Regions from separate parts of the Homo sapiens genome. Here region 1 is linked to region 2. The links are chromatin contacts, found by Hi-C in ENCODE. All regions are on one chromosome and are shown on one strand. Each heading gives the region's core, a stretch centred on a gene start or an enhancer-like site at or near the end of the contact. The rest is flanking DNA. Distances are from core to core; before and after follow the strand shown. Region 1 overlaps WDFY2 (WD repeat and FYVE domain containing 2). Region 2 has its middle 47 kb from the start of INTS6-AS1.

Region 1 (6,193 bases), core at 2,010-4,509, 260 kb after region 2:
AAAAATCTTATTTTCACCTGTAAAAATAGAATAAAAATTAATGGCAAGCCTGCGCCAGGTGCCTGCCCCTCCTAAGCACTTTACACGCACAGCTCATTCAACCTCACGTGTCGGGAGCATCAGGGAGCTCACCAGTCTCTTGAGGATCACAGGCCAATTGCTTGTCCTTCCCGACCCAAGCCCCACCCCACAGTGTCTTGCTCTCTTCTGATTTTACAGGTTTTTTGGCAGTAATACACATGGGAGTGAAATTGAAATCCTCCCTATTATTTTCCCTCTTTTCCTGGAAAGCCGTTTTTTGCCCTCACAATCATTCATTACTTCTCTAACTAGGGGGAAGTACTACAAGCTGTCCTCAGGTACTGCCCCTACGTGTGTTTCCCTGGGATGGGGCCTTGCTAGAGGTGATTCTGCTGCCCCAGCATTGGGAAGCAGGACCAGTGCATGTGCCCCATGCAGCCACGGTACATGGAAGCTGTCACTTGAGCCATCAGACCGGCTCAGCCCATGTGACCGGAGCTCTGAAGAGGCACACACGCATGCCCCGCACAGGCTGTTAGCACTTGTCGCCTCGCTGCCCTGGTCCAGACTACCCTTGCTTGCGTCAGTCAAAACTGTTGTAACTACTTTGAGTCTTTTCTGCATGATTGCTCTTTGAGAGAACTTTAACAAGGGAATTAAATTTAAAATATTCAAATATCTATTTTGTAGTTTATTACTAGAAGCTGCAGCCACTTACTAAGTTGTATGTAATATAGGACTGTGTGTTGGAAATGAGTAATAGAGCTGAATCACTCCATTTTCCCTTCCTAAACTTTGAGCTTGGCCTGCCGGCAGAGAGAGGAACACAGTATTAGGGCAGCAAAGGCCCAGGCGCCCAGCAAGCCTGTATGGGTTCTGAGATGGGTCTAGATGCGTTCAGACCTCATTCGGGAAGCAGAGTGTCCCCGTCAGATCACATATGTCCTCTACAGTCGCTCTGGCCTGTGACCTTGCACGCCACTCTACCTTCTCCCTCCCAGCCCACAGAGCCACTCAGAGGCTGAAGCCACTTCACAGCCCACTGGTGTTGAGAATCATCATCAGAAAACCAGATATGTCAAGGTATCCATTGCTCTTTCCTTTTCTCTCATCTGTGTGGGTGCTTGAATTTGGTGAAATGCGTTTAGCAAACCAACTGTGTGTTTGTAATACTGTGAATTCTTGCGTTTTGCATTAAGTGTCTCCCCCATTTTTGTAATTTGTAGAGAAATATGTGCTGGTGTTGGGTGTCTTCCAAGCATTTTATGGAAATGGAGGCTCCATTCCTTAGGAGTAAAAGCTGGCGCCAGCACTTGGCTCTTGTTCTGTCTAGGTGAACTCTCATAATTCTTGTTTTACCCTGTTGGATTTGCACTTTACATATATTTTTGCTCTATTACTTAAACATATAGCAGCTTTTACAAATAATGCCTAACATGCCTGCGCTGAGAAAGTGGCAGATCTACACATATCATACGCAGAGTTGTTCTCTACCTGATGGGGCAAAACCAACCACATGTTCTTGGTTCCTCCAAACGAATGACATTACTTGACATTACTGCCTGAGTGTATCTTCACAATAGCAAAATGGTTTGAGATTAAGCATTTGGAATCTTATGTCATTTTGTATGGGGTCAATCCACCATAACGTGTTTCTCATTTGGTTTTAATTATTTCCAGAAATCATAAAGTCACAAAACTGGAAGGGATCTTCAGAGATCTAGAGTGTTTCAAGCAGAAAACACATTAGTTATACAGGGCAGTTAGATATGGCTGAGATGTAAACAAGAGAATCTAAAAGAATGTTCAAGGAATAGCTGTTTTTGAACATTACTTAGTAATGGCATGAGTGGGAGGAGAGACTTTCAGCACCTTGAGACAGGGCGCTCTCTGGAACCAGCTTTGTTCCTCTTATCGAAAGCATATATGACAGTTTTTTTGGCTCCGGCCCTGTGGTGGGGGAGGTAATTATTGCCTTCATCCACATAAATTCCTTCCTATACATTCCCCTCAGACCACCCCAGAGGCAAAACTGAAATGGAAATCCAGTGGCACTTAAAATTCACCCTGCCCCGTTTGGCTGCGATTCCCAGGCTTACAGCACTGCCCTTATGGAATATCACATTTTCATTTTCTGAGATTCATTTTATAAAAGTAAAGGCCAGGTGCCATGGCTCACACCTATAATCTGAACACTTTGGGAGGACAAGGTGGGAGGATTGCTGAGCCCAGGAGTTCAAGACCAGCCTGGGCCACACAGCAAGATCCTGTCACTACCAAAAATTCAAAACTTAGTTGGGTGTGGTGGCACACACCTGTATTCCCAGCTACTCAGGAAGCTGAGGCGGGAGGATCACTCGAGCCCAGGAATTCAAGGATGCAGTGAGCTATGATTGCACTACTGCAGTCCAGCCTGGGCAGCAGAGCAAGGCCCTGAATAAATAAACAAAAGTATAATTTATTTTTGCCTGATATTAATCACTTCTTAAGGCCCAAATTTTTGTTTTTAAGCAAAAGGATAGCTCTAAGTGTGGGTTGCAGTTACTGGACATAAATATTCACTAAATGAGATTCCTTTGGTTATGGCTGTTCATAGAATTTTAATTCTATGTCAGTGTTCTTGTTCACTAAGATATTTCGAAGTGAGAGAAAGCATTTTACCAATACATTCTTATTTTTTCTCCTTTAAAATAATATTGAATTTTTCCTGGTACGAAGACAGATATTTATTAACTTGATTGGAAAACACAGAAATTAAGATCATGTTGAACACTGAGTTATCTAGATGATCCCTGAGATTTGAATGTTCATGTCAACCGTGTTGAGCGCTCACCAGCCACCAGGCTTTAGGCACTGGCAGTGCAAGGTGTCTGAGGCCCATTCTCAGGCTGGGCAGAGGTCACACAGTGAGTAAATGGGTCTTTTCAGTGCAATGTGGTTATGATAGAGGCATGCCAGGGTGCCACTAACCCAGCAGGTGTGGCAGGAGGGGCTTCACAGAGGAAAGGGACTTTGAGCTCAGTGTTAAAGGATGAGGAGTGAGTCATAAGGGGGAAAAATGGAAATGACTTTCCAGGCTTCAGAAACAGCATAAACAAACAAAGGCCTGAGAGCTGGAGTCAGTGTGGTGTGTCCAGGGATCACAAGTGGGCTGGAGCTGCCGGAGAACAGCCAAGTGGCTCAGCTGCCATCCCAGAATTGAGCTCGTCACTATCAGATGCTGCTGCTCCCTGGCCTCAGAGGAAAGCAGCACACAGCTCACCACGAGGGGTTTCCCCAGAGGCTCCTCCTGCAGCCAATGCTACTATTAGTTTATATTATAATAGTATCAGTTTCTTTTTCTTTGGAAATCCCTAGAACTGTTAACTGAAGGTGACTCAGGGTAACTAATTCTGGATCTTTGGGTGCACAGCCTCTCACTGGAGTCTGAGAGGAGGAGGTGGAGACTATCAGTGCACGGCCCGCAACCAGGAAGGACTCCCAGACTAACGCCAAAGGTGTGTTGGGCTCAGCTGCTCCACTGTGGAAAAGGAAAGCCCTGGCCCTGTGGCAGGAGAGGATTGTTCTAGTCAAGTGTGGCGTTGCACGGACAGGCGGTGCCGAGTGTTTGGGTGCAGACACAGGCAGCTGCTGCCCTCCACTTCCTGCTCTTGCAAGTCACAGATGATTCCAGTACAATGTGGGAGGTCCTCCTTACAGGGGCACTTGCAACAGGAAGGCAGAGAGTTTCGTCAATTCAGGTACAGGTCTGTCTGGGAGACCTGGCCCTGTGGAGGCAGGAACACCGTGCAGGGGCATGGCAGCGCCTGTCTTTGCTATCACATCATTTGCCTTTTCCTTGTAGGACCCAAAGATCTATGTCCAAAACTTAGTCCAGAAACATCTGCATTCCTGTTTAAACTTCAGCTCAGTTTCTTAACCAAGAACCACGTCAACCCTCCAGGGTTGTGGTTTGTATTTTTGCCTTTAAGCATTATCTCCTTTCCACCAAGAAGCCTACTTAGGTTTAACACATGAAAGCAGTGTCTAAAAATTAGATCGGTCCTAAATTGGAATGGGATGTCTTCCTTGCATGTCCCATACCAGGGAATTTTTTTAACACACAGTGTAGAGCCTTTGCCAGAGATGTTGAAAGGGAGATTAAAGGCTTGAGGGATGAATTTGATCATCATTCTTAAAGTCCCTTCCAATCCTGTGATTCTCTGATTCCCTGAGTCTCGTTTATTATTGGACATGCCTAGCCCATCACCAGTGACCTGCCCGCATATTGCTGGCTTCCCTTGGATAACGGAGAGCCTATCACCACATGCCTTTGTTGTCTTCCATCATATCAAGTGAGTTGCTTTCTGGACTTTTTCCATCTAGAGCCTGCTAGGTTTGGTTTTGAGAAAAGATGGTGAAGTTTCTTTTCATGAGTTTGTAGGGCAAAAAAAATTCTTTTTAAAGATGGTAAGGGTGGAAATTAATCATGGTACCATCTCATTAAAAATAGATACCTCAAAATGTTTACCTTTACAAGTCAAGAAGAGTATCTGACTTTCTTGGAAGTGTCAAGAATTGCAGGTTGGCTGAAAAGTTAGATTGAGAATCTGACCTTGTTACTTATGATTCTTTTTTCCCTTGGTTCTCGGGGATGCATGAGAAGGTGAGCTGTCACTCACAAAAAAAGGGAAAATGATTTGAAAAATGTTTCACATATACACTTTTTATCATTTTAGTGGATGGCAGCCTTACGTCAGTAGTATATGCCACTATGAAGTATGGCCAAAACCCTAGCGTCACTTGTAACCATTGTACTCTTATGGATTTGTGTCTTACACCATTTGCCTTGCTTTTTAAATGACTTTGTTTTTCAAGGTGCTGTCATTTTGCAAAAGGAAATCTTTATATGAAATGTACAAAAACCGTTACTAACTGGACAACAGGGAAGGTGCTGGCCCCACATTAGTGCCTGCCCACCGCTCTACTTCTAACCAGGGACACGGATCTTCCATTCTCTACATCCACCGGACTGCAGCCCAAGTCTGGACCTGGCTGCAGTGGGCATATTACCGTATGGATATCTTTTTCTTTCTTTTTTTAAAGTGAGGAGATTCTTCAGGGGGTCAGGCTGAGAATGTAATAAGCCTGACATTGGAACAGATTTCTCCCGTGTGGTCTAGCTGGACCCCTCCGGCATTTGCCACACTCCCTGCCAGTCCTGACATTGACTTCCTGAATGTGATTAGGTGGTAATGAGCAAGAATTTCCTAGGATATTGAAACATCTGTATCCAGGCCCCCAATCAAATGCTGCTGAATATTGTGAATGTTTTTACTCCGCTCACTTTCCCACTGTGCTTTCCTCTAACCAAAATATACGTGTAGCCATTACCAATGTACAACTCTCAATGCGGAGTTGCCGCCACGGTTTAAAATAAATCTCTGTGAAAACCTTTCTGCAGCTATGGTCCCATCACGGTTACATGTGGCCACGCACACACCGACAACCTTGCTGTGCTGTTTAGCCCTGTGGGTTCTGTCCAGTTGGTGGGAGGGGGAGGTTCCAGACCACTCCACCTGCTGTCTAGATGCCAGGGAGAGCTGCTGTTTGGAGGTGAAGATGAGCCCTGTTCACCACAGTCTAAGCACAGCACACGGGCTCAAGCCATGGAGCCCTTTTCCTTCATCATGTAAGTCAGCTTTTTCTTGTGCTTAGTAAACTTTTCCAGTGAGGAGAAATGACTTCGGGGCAAACACTGCCAGGGAAAGCCTCATTTAAAACTTGTGAGGTTCATTTTATGGAGAAGAAAAATAGGTGCAAAGGCACCAAGTGACCTGCATGCTATGGAATCACCGTTGAGGGGGTGGCTGGGTTGCCCCGTCCTGGTGCTGCCAGCACAGCGTCGCCCACACCCAGCATTGCTGAGGCCCATCATCCTCCTGCAGAAAAGGAGGCATGCAGTTAAATGGAGCTGGTGCTTGCTTGATAGCGCCTCCTTTTGTCAGAAAGACGCTGATGTTTCAGGCTGGCACACCCAGAAAAATCCCTTCCTTGTGGTCCTTGGCTGATGATGAGCCCTGGATCAGAGTGTCTCCAGGACCACTGAGAAGCTGCAGCCGTCTGGGTTTTCCTCTGCTATGGGGGATGAGTTACGTTTATTCCACCATGGACACCAAGAATGTATGTAGAT
Region 2 (6,076 bases), core at 2,343-4,842:
TCTTTCTGAAGGGTGTGTATCATTTTCCATTTTTCCCAAATGTACGTTACAAATCTTTCCTCTAAGTGGGGAAATTTATAGCAAACAAAAAATGTTGCATCTGTTCAAATTGTCAAAGAATTTCTGAAAGAATGGAAGTGAGTAAGTTTAGCTGAGCAACAACACCAAAATGATAAATTCTGGGGAAAAATAATGACTTGGGAAAATGCAGATTACAATATATGGACAAAGTCTCAAAATGAGCTCTGTGACATGAATGCAGTATATAATTCGTTTTCAATCATAAATGGTTCATTTGCATAAGCACTTATTAAGTATCCAGCACTGTTCTAAGCACATTGCATGGATGATGGGATTCAATCTTCACTCCATCACTAAGAGGCAGATACTGTCATTATTCACATTTTATCGATGAGAAAACTGTGCCCAAGTCACACTATTTGTAAGTAGTAGATCAAGTATTCAAACTCAGATCTGTCTAACTTGAAAGCTCACTATTTCATTTCTTCAACAAATATTAATTGAACACCTACTCTGAGCCAGACATTGAGAAACAAACAGACAATGGTCACTGTCCACATGGAGTTTACAATCTAACAATGGAGAGAGGCATTAATCAGTTAGTAAAACAAATCATTATTTGGATTAAAATTGTCATACTCACCACAGGCAAAGGAATATTATGTGATCTATTCCAAACCTCTAGACAGTGACTGTTAGAGGTCCAATAAATTCGGATGAATATTGAATAAGATTGCTTTGAAAGTAAAATGTGGTGGACTTAACCCTGTCTTGGTGGAGGCCAGGGAAGGCTTCCTCAGAAGGTGACATTTAAGCTGAGACTTGAAAGATTATTTGAGCCGACAGGAGGTAGGAAAAGCTTGCAGGGAAAGGGTGTTTTAAGCTGTGTGCCTACAGTGCTTGGCAAGGAAGAACCTTGGCAGATAGAAGGATAGAAAGTAGACCAGTAAAGTGGAAGCATAGATGGCAGGTGAGCATGAGTACATAGGGCGGCCCAAGACAAACTGAGGAGGCAAGAAAGCTATGGTCACCCATAGGTACATGAGCCATATAAAGATTCTCATCTTAATTTTAAAAGCAATATGTTGCCAGGAAAGGGTTTTAATAAGAAGAATGTCAGCAACAGATTTCCACTGATCACTGTAGCTAGAGTGCAGTCATTGACGAAATCAGTTACCAGTTGCAGCAGTTCAGACTTGGACAAGGATGCCAGCAGCAGAGAATAAGAGAAGTGAACAGATGAGTCTTGCTTAGGAGTTGAGTGTCTAGATATGAAGGGTAAGACAGAGTGATCAGTCAGGGTGCCTGTATTAGTTTTCTATTGCTGTGTAACAAGTTACTCCAAATGTAGCAACTTCAAACAACATCTATTATCTCACACAGTGTCTTCAAAGGTCAAGAAACTGGGAGCAGCTTACCTAGTTCTGGCTCAGTCTTTCAAGAGGTTGCAGTCAGCCTGTTGGCAGGTGTTGTAGTCATCTAAGTTCGGACTAGGGTTGGAGGAGCTGCTTTCAGTCTCGCTCACATGGTTGTTGCAGACCTTAGTTCCTTACCATGTGGGTCTCTCCATGGGACTGCTTGACACAGAAGCTGGCTTCCCCAAAGTGAGAATTCCAGAGAGACTCTGAGACAGGGAGGTGGTGGTAGGGAATGGGGAGAGAGAGGGGGTGAGGAGATAGAGAGAGAGAGAGAGAGAGAGAATGTGAACAAGAAGGAAGCTGCAGTGATTTTTAGGATCTAATCTCAGAAGTAACGCATCATCACTTCTGCCATATTCTACTGGTCACATTGACCAAGTCTGATACATTATGGGAGAGGACTACACAAGTTCATGAGTACCAGGAAAGATATCACTAGGGGCCACCTTGGAGGCTAGTTACCACCACCATGTGATGGCACTTTCAAATTAGGGTAATTTGTGAAATTTCTCATGCACACGTGAGTGGATGTGTATGAACAGTTTGTTTTCTTACAAAGGGACAATTTACAAAGATATGTGCAGGGATTAGGCAGACCACAAAGGGATCATGCAAGTTCCTAGAGCTCGAAGGAGAAAGAATTGTGGAGTGCAGGGCCACCTTGAGAGGAGTCATGCTGGGAGACACACACACAGCTATGTGCTGGAGCCACCTCATAGGACACATGAGAGCTGACTGCATCTTTTCCCAACTTGTATTCAATGATGTCACACTGGTAGCCTAAAATCGGTCATGGTGGGAATACGGTACCATGGTAATCAGCAAATACTGTAAACCAGAACTTTTTTTTTTTTTTTTGCAGAAAGCCAGTTAAACATTTACTAGCACACCACTAGGCATAGACAGACTGAAGCAACCTCTTAAGGTGGTAGCTAAGAGAACTCACACCCAGACCCTACTCTCTCAAGGCAGAGGGAGGACGAAACTCAACCAGGAAGCCAGAGAACACAGGAGCCACTCTACATGCTCTACACAAACCATCCCCTGGAAAAGATAGCAGGGTACAGACTAGAACCGCATAGTAAGGCTACCTATCATGAATGCACTCCTGCCTGGGTGACAGAATGGCTCTCCAGTGTCTTCTTCAAGCAAGTGTGTCGACAGTGATTCAAGTAACTGAAAGAGAAACCAACAAAGTATCATTTGTCGCAATATCTCAATTATTCTCTTTTAACCATCCTTATCACTCTTGATTTTCCACATCAGTGGGGGGAACTTTGGCAGACAATTGAAAATATCACGTTTTCCGGTCAGGTCAGTGAATGAGTTTTGCTTTGTTTTGGTTTTTATAAACAATGGAAACTGACCCTGGCTAAGTTAAGAGAGAAGAGAAAGATGTGGGACAGCTCCCAGAATGAAAAAACAACCTGAAGAGTGAGACTCAGAAAGAGCAGCCCTGGGGTAGAAAGTGGTTGATGATCTCTTCAGAGCATCATTGTTGAAATCCTGGTCCTTTTTTTTTTTTTTTTTTTTTTTTTTTTTACACAGTCCTTGACTTACCCTGCTCAAGATACACTAGTCTAGAATAAAATTTGATTGGCCAACTCTCTTGGCAAGAAGCAAGTTTCCTTAACTAGCAGTCCCACTGGGACTGCCACAGTGAGGAGCCATTAGTTCCCAACAAGCAACTCACAGTGCTCTTAGAAAGAGGAACAGGAGCTGGGAAGCCAAGGAGCAGCAAACGTCCTCAACAATCTGGGACACGACCTTGCTCCAAGGTCCCTCCTAAGTTGCAGGTGGAGGGGAGCAACATTCAGACCAGTAAACTGGAAGTAATTGAGAATTAGTTGTTCTTTTAAAATCTTCAGGCATAATGTCAATAATTCAGAATGCCATAGAATCTGACATTAGAAGAGTTAATGTTTAAAAATCAAAGGTATTAACTAAACATTGGAACTAAAATAAATAGGAAACTGGAAGAAAAGCTGAAATGTGCTCCTGTATAAAAGGAAAATCAAAGCCACTGTTGTGCCATATCTGATGACCACATAAGTATGTAAGCATTGTGAGTTTGTATGAGACTTTCTGGTACACATTGGTTGTAAATATGAGGTCAGAGAAAATTCTTGGCTTCGGCAGGACACAGTGGCTCAAGCCTAGGAGGCCAAGGTGGGCGGATCACATGAGGTCAGGAGTTCGAGACCAGCCCAGCCAACATGGTGAAACCCCGTCTCTACTAAAAAAACAAAAATTAGCCAGGCATGGTGGTGCATGCCTGTAATCCCAGCTACTCAGGAGGCTGAGGTATGAGAATCGCTTGAACCCGGGAGGCGGAGGTTGCAGTGAGTCGAGATTGCACCACTGCACTCCAGCCTGGGTGACAGAGTGAGGCTCTGAGAAAGAAGGAAAGGAAGGAAGGAAAGGAAGGAAGGAAGGAAGGAAGGAAGGAAGGAAGGAAGGAAGGAAGGAAGGAAGGAAGGAAGGAAGGAAATTCTTGGCCTTTAGGGCTGTGGGTCCCCCTGGTCTGCATTGTTCTGCTCTCTCCACTCCTCCAAGCCCTGCTGTCCTTCAAGACTCAGCCCACATGTTTTCCCTCTGAGTCTTCCTGGACCAAATCCAGCCCAATCCATGATTAGTGTTTGTCATCTATGCCTTGTACTTGGCACTTTTCAAATGTCCCCTTAGCTTGTTACACACATCTTAGGTATGAGTCCTGATCTTCATTTAAGGTTCAAGAATATTGGAGGCAGGATCTCTGTCTGACAATGATAAGTTGGCTGTTGGAGGTTTACTACAACTTTATAAAAACTTGATCTTTCTTTCTTTTTCTAGTTCCTCTTCTTCCTAACCTCAAAAATATGAACCTTCACAAACGCTTGCCCTTCTTCTCTCTTTTTTCTACCTCACAATGTTATGTGTTAAAGATTGATTAATGAGAGTATACATATGAAAGCCCAGGAAGGACTTAGGTGCAGATGTTTTAATTTTGTATGATGCCCTTCCCACTACAAGGTCCCCCAAGCACATGCACATCCCTGTAATGCTTACTAATATTGATAGTATTTGCCTCATGCTACATGTACTTTCTCAATGATCTCATCTACTTGGGTAGTTTCACTGTGATCTTTTAGGGGACAACTCCCCTTCTGCCTCCAGCTGACTCATCTCCCAGCCCCAGGCCTGTATTTCTGATCAGTTGTTCTGTATCCATCTCAGACTCAGCACATCCTGAATTGAACTTATCCTTCCATACAAGCCTAGTCCTTTTCTTCATGGAAGCACTGGATCTCAAGTCATAACTGTGCTAGATGTGAGTCATACTTGAAGTCTCAGAAACATTTCAGCTCCAGAATCCCCCTCTCACCCTCCCCTACCCAATATTGGTTGCCAAATCCTGGTTGAGCCTCCCAGTCTTCCTAACGTTCTATTTTTTCTGTATTCCCATGTCCGACCTTCATTAAATTTCAACTCCGCTCCCCCACAACCATAGATCCAAGCTTTTAGGCCTCCTGGTGTTACATGTCAACAAGCTATCCACAATTTGTAGCACCAACCAAGCTTTCTGGCCTCATCTCTTCTGTAATCCTCAAATCCAGTACCATCTCCTTATTTCACATTCCCAGAATACACCCTCCACCATCACACAATTAACTTGGCTGAAGCAATTTCCTTTGTCTTGAGTGGTCTTGCCACAAGGATCTTTATAATCCTGCATCCTCCAAGACACCTTAGAAATTTTACCAACTAAAATTAATTATTCCTTCTAATAGTAATAACTGCCCCTTATAGAGAACTGAATATGTGCCAGGGCCTTGACATACATCATCACATTTAATCCAGACCACAACCCAGCGAGTTAGTTATTATAGGTCCACAATCCCTTATCTAAAGCCATGAGGCCAGTTGTGCTTTCAAATTTAAAATGCCTTGTTTTTCAGAAGGGTAATACACTGGTATGTATCTCGGTTTCCCCACCTGTAAAATGGAGGATAAATACAAGCACAGTACGTCCCTTATGGGATTGTCGTGAAACAGGCAAGGTGTCCCTTCTAGAAGACCCAAGTGAAATTCCCATTCAAATGCATTTTTTGGGGTCTATTTGTTTGACCGTGATTTTGGCTTTTGAATAATGTGTTACTGGGGAAATGAATGGTTCTAACTTTACAGTTTCCTAGATGTAGCAGGAAGGTGATTTGAGCCTTCAGTTTCATTGCATGTTGTGTTTCTTTTTTTTTTTTTTTTTTTTGCAACTGTTACTTCTTTCTGCTACTTAGCCTAACCCCCCCCACCCTCCCTCCCCCCCTCCCCCCCCTCCCCACCATACTCAGCGTTTTCTATCAAAAGCCCAGGCCTCCTGCCACTGCAGTTAGAACCCTTTCTTCACTTTTCTGGCCTATTTTATTATTAATTCCTAACTTTCTCTGGCAAAAGAAAAATTATCTAGACAATGATTCGCTTCTTTGACAAAACCACTTCATGACAATTATACTAAGTTTTAGGAATTCAATGTAAGCATCACGAATACATTTTTTCCTTTTATATCACCATGGGTCTGGATGCAGAAGAGACCAAGAATTTAGCACTGGAAGAGACCTTGAATCTCAGCTAGCACATATGACCTGGGTTTGTCTAATTAT

Evidence for each region. Hi-C counts contacts between places; a loop is a spot of excess contacts on that map. Pooled maps may share reads with other maps.
Region 1: a loop to region 2 is called in a map with no recorded cell type, with 5 times the contacts of the local background. The contact joins two enhancer-like sites. A Hi-C loop is called at or near these places in 2 of 37 single-sample maps with no recorded cell type and 9 of 50 pooled maps.

The regions. Positions count from the first base shown.
Region 1 is chr13:51,761,337-51,767,529 of GRCh38, forward strand. WDFY2 (WD repeat and FYVE domain containing 2) reads left to right here. Exons shown (of 12, transcript NM_052950.4): 12 at 1-6,193. It also overlaps a transcript of DHRS12 not described here. Among named protein-coding and RNA genes, the nearest start is that of DHRS12, 40 kb to the right of the region's middle. RefSeq lists an enhancer at 3,185-3,504. Within about 2 kb of position 3,260, at least 29 of the 41 ENCODE cell types and tissues checked have a DNase peak (open chromatin) inside an H3K27ac peak, as active enhancers do.
Region 2 is chr13:51,497,804-51,503,879 of GRCh38, forward strand. No RefSeq gene overlaps it. Among named protein-coding and RNA genes, the nearest start is that of INTS6-AS1, 47 kb to the left of the region's middle. RefSeq lists an enhancer at 4,697-4,846. Within about 2 kb of position 3,593, at least 3 of the 41 ENCODE cell types and tissues checked have a DNase peak (open chromatin) inside an H3K27ac peak, as active enhancers do.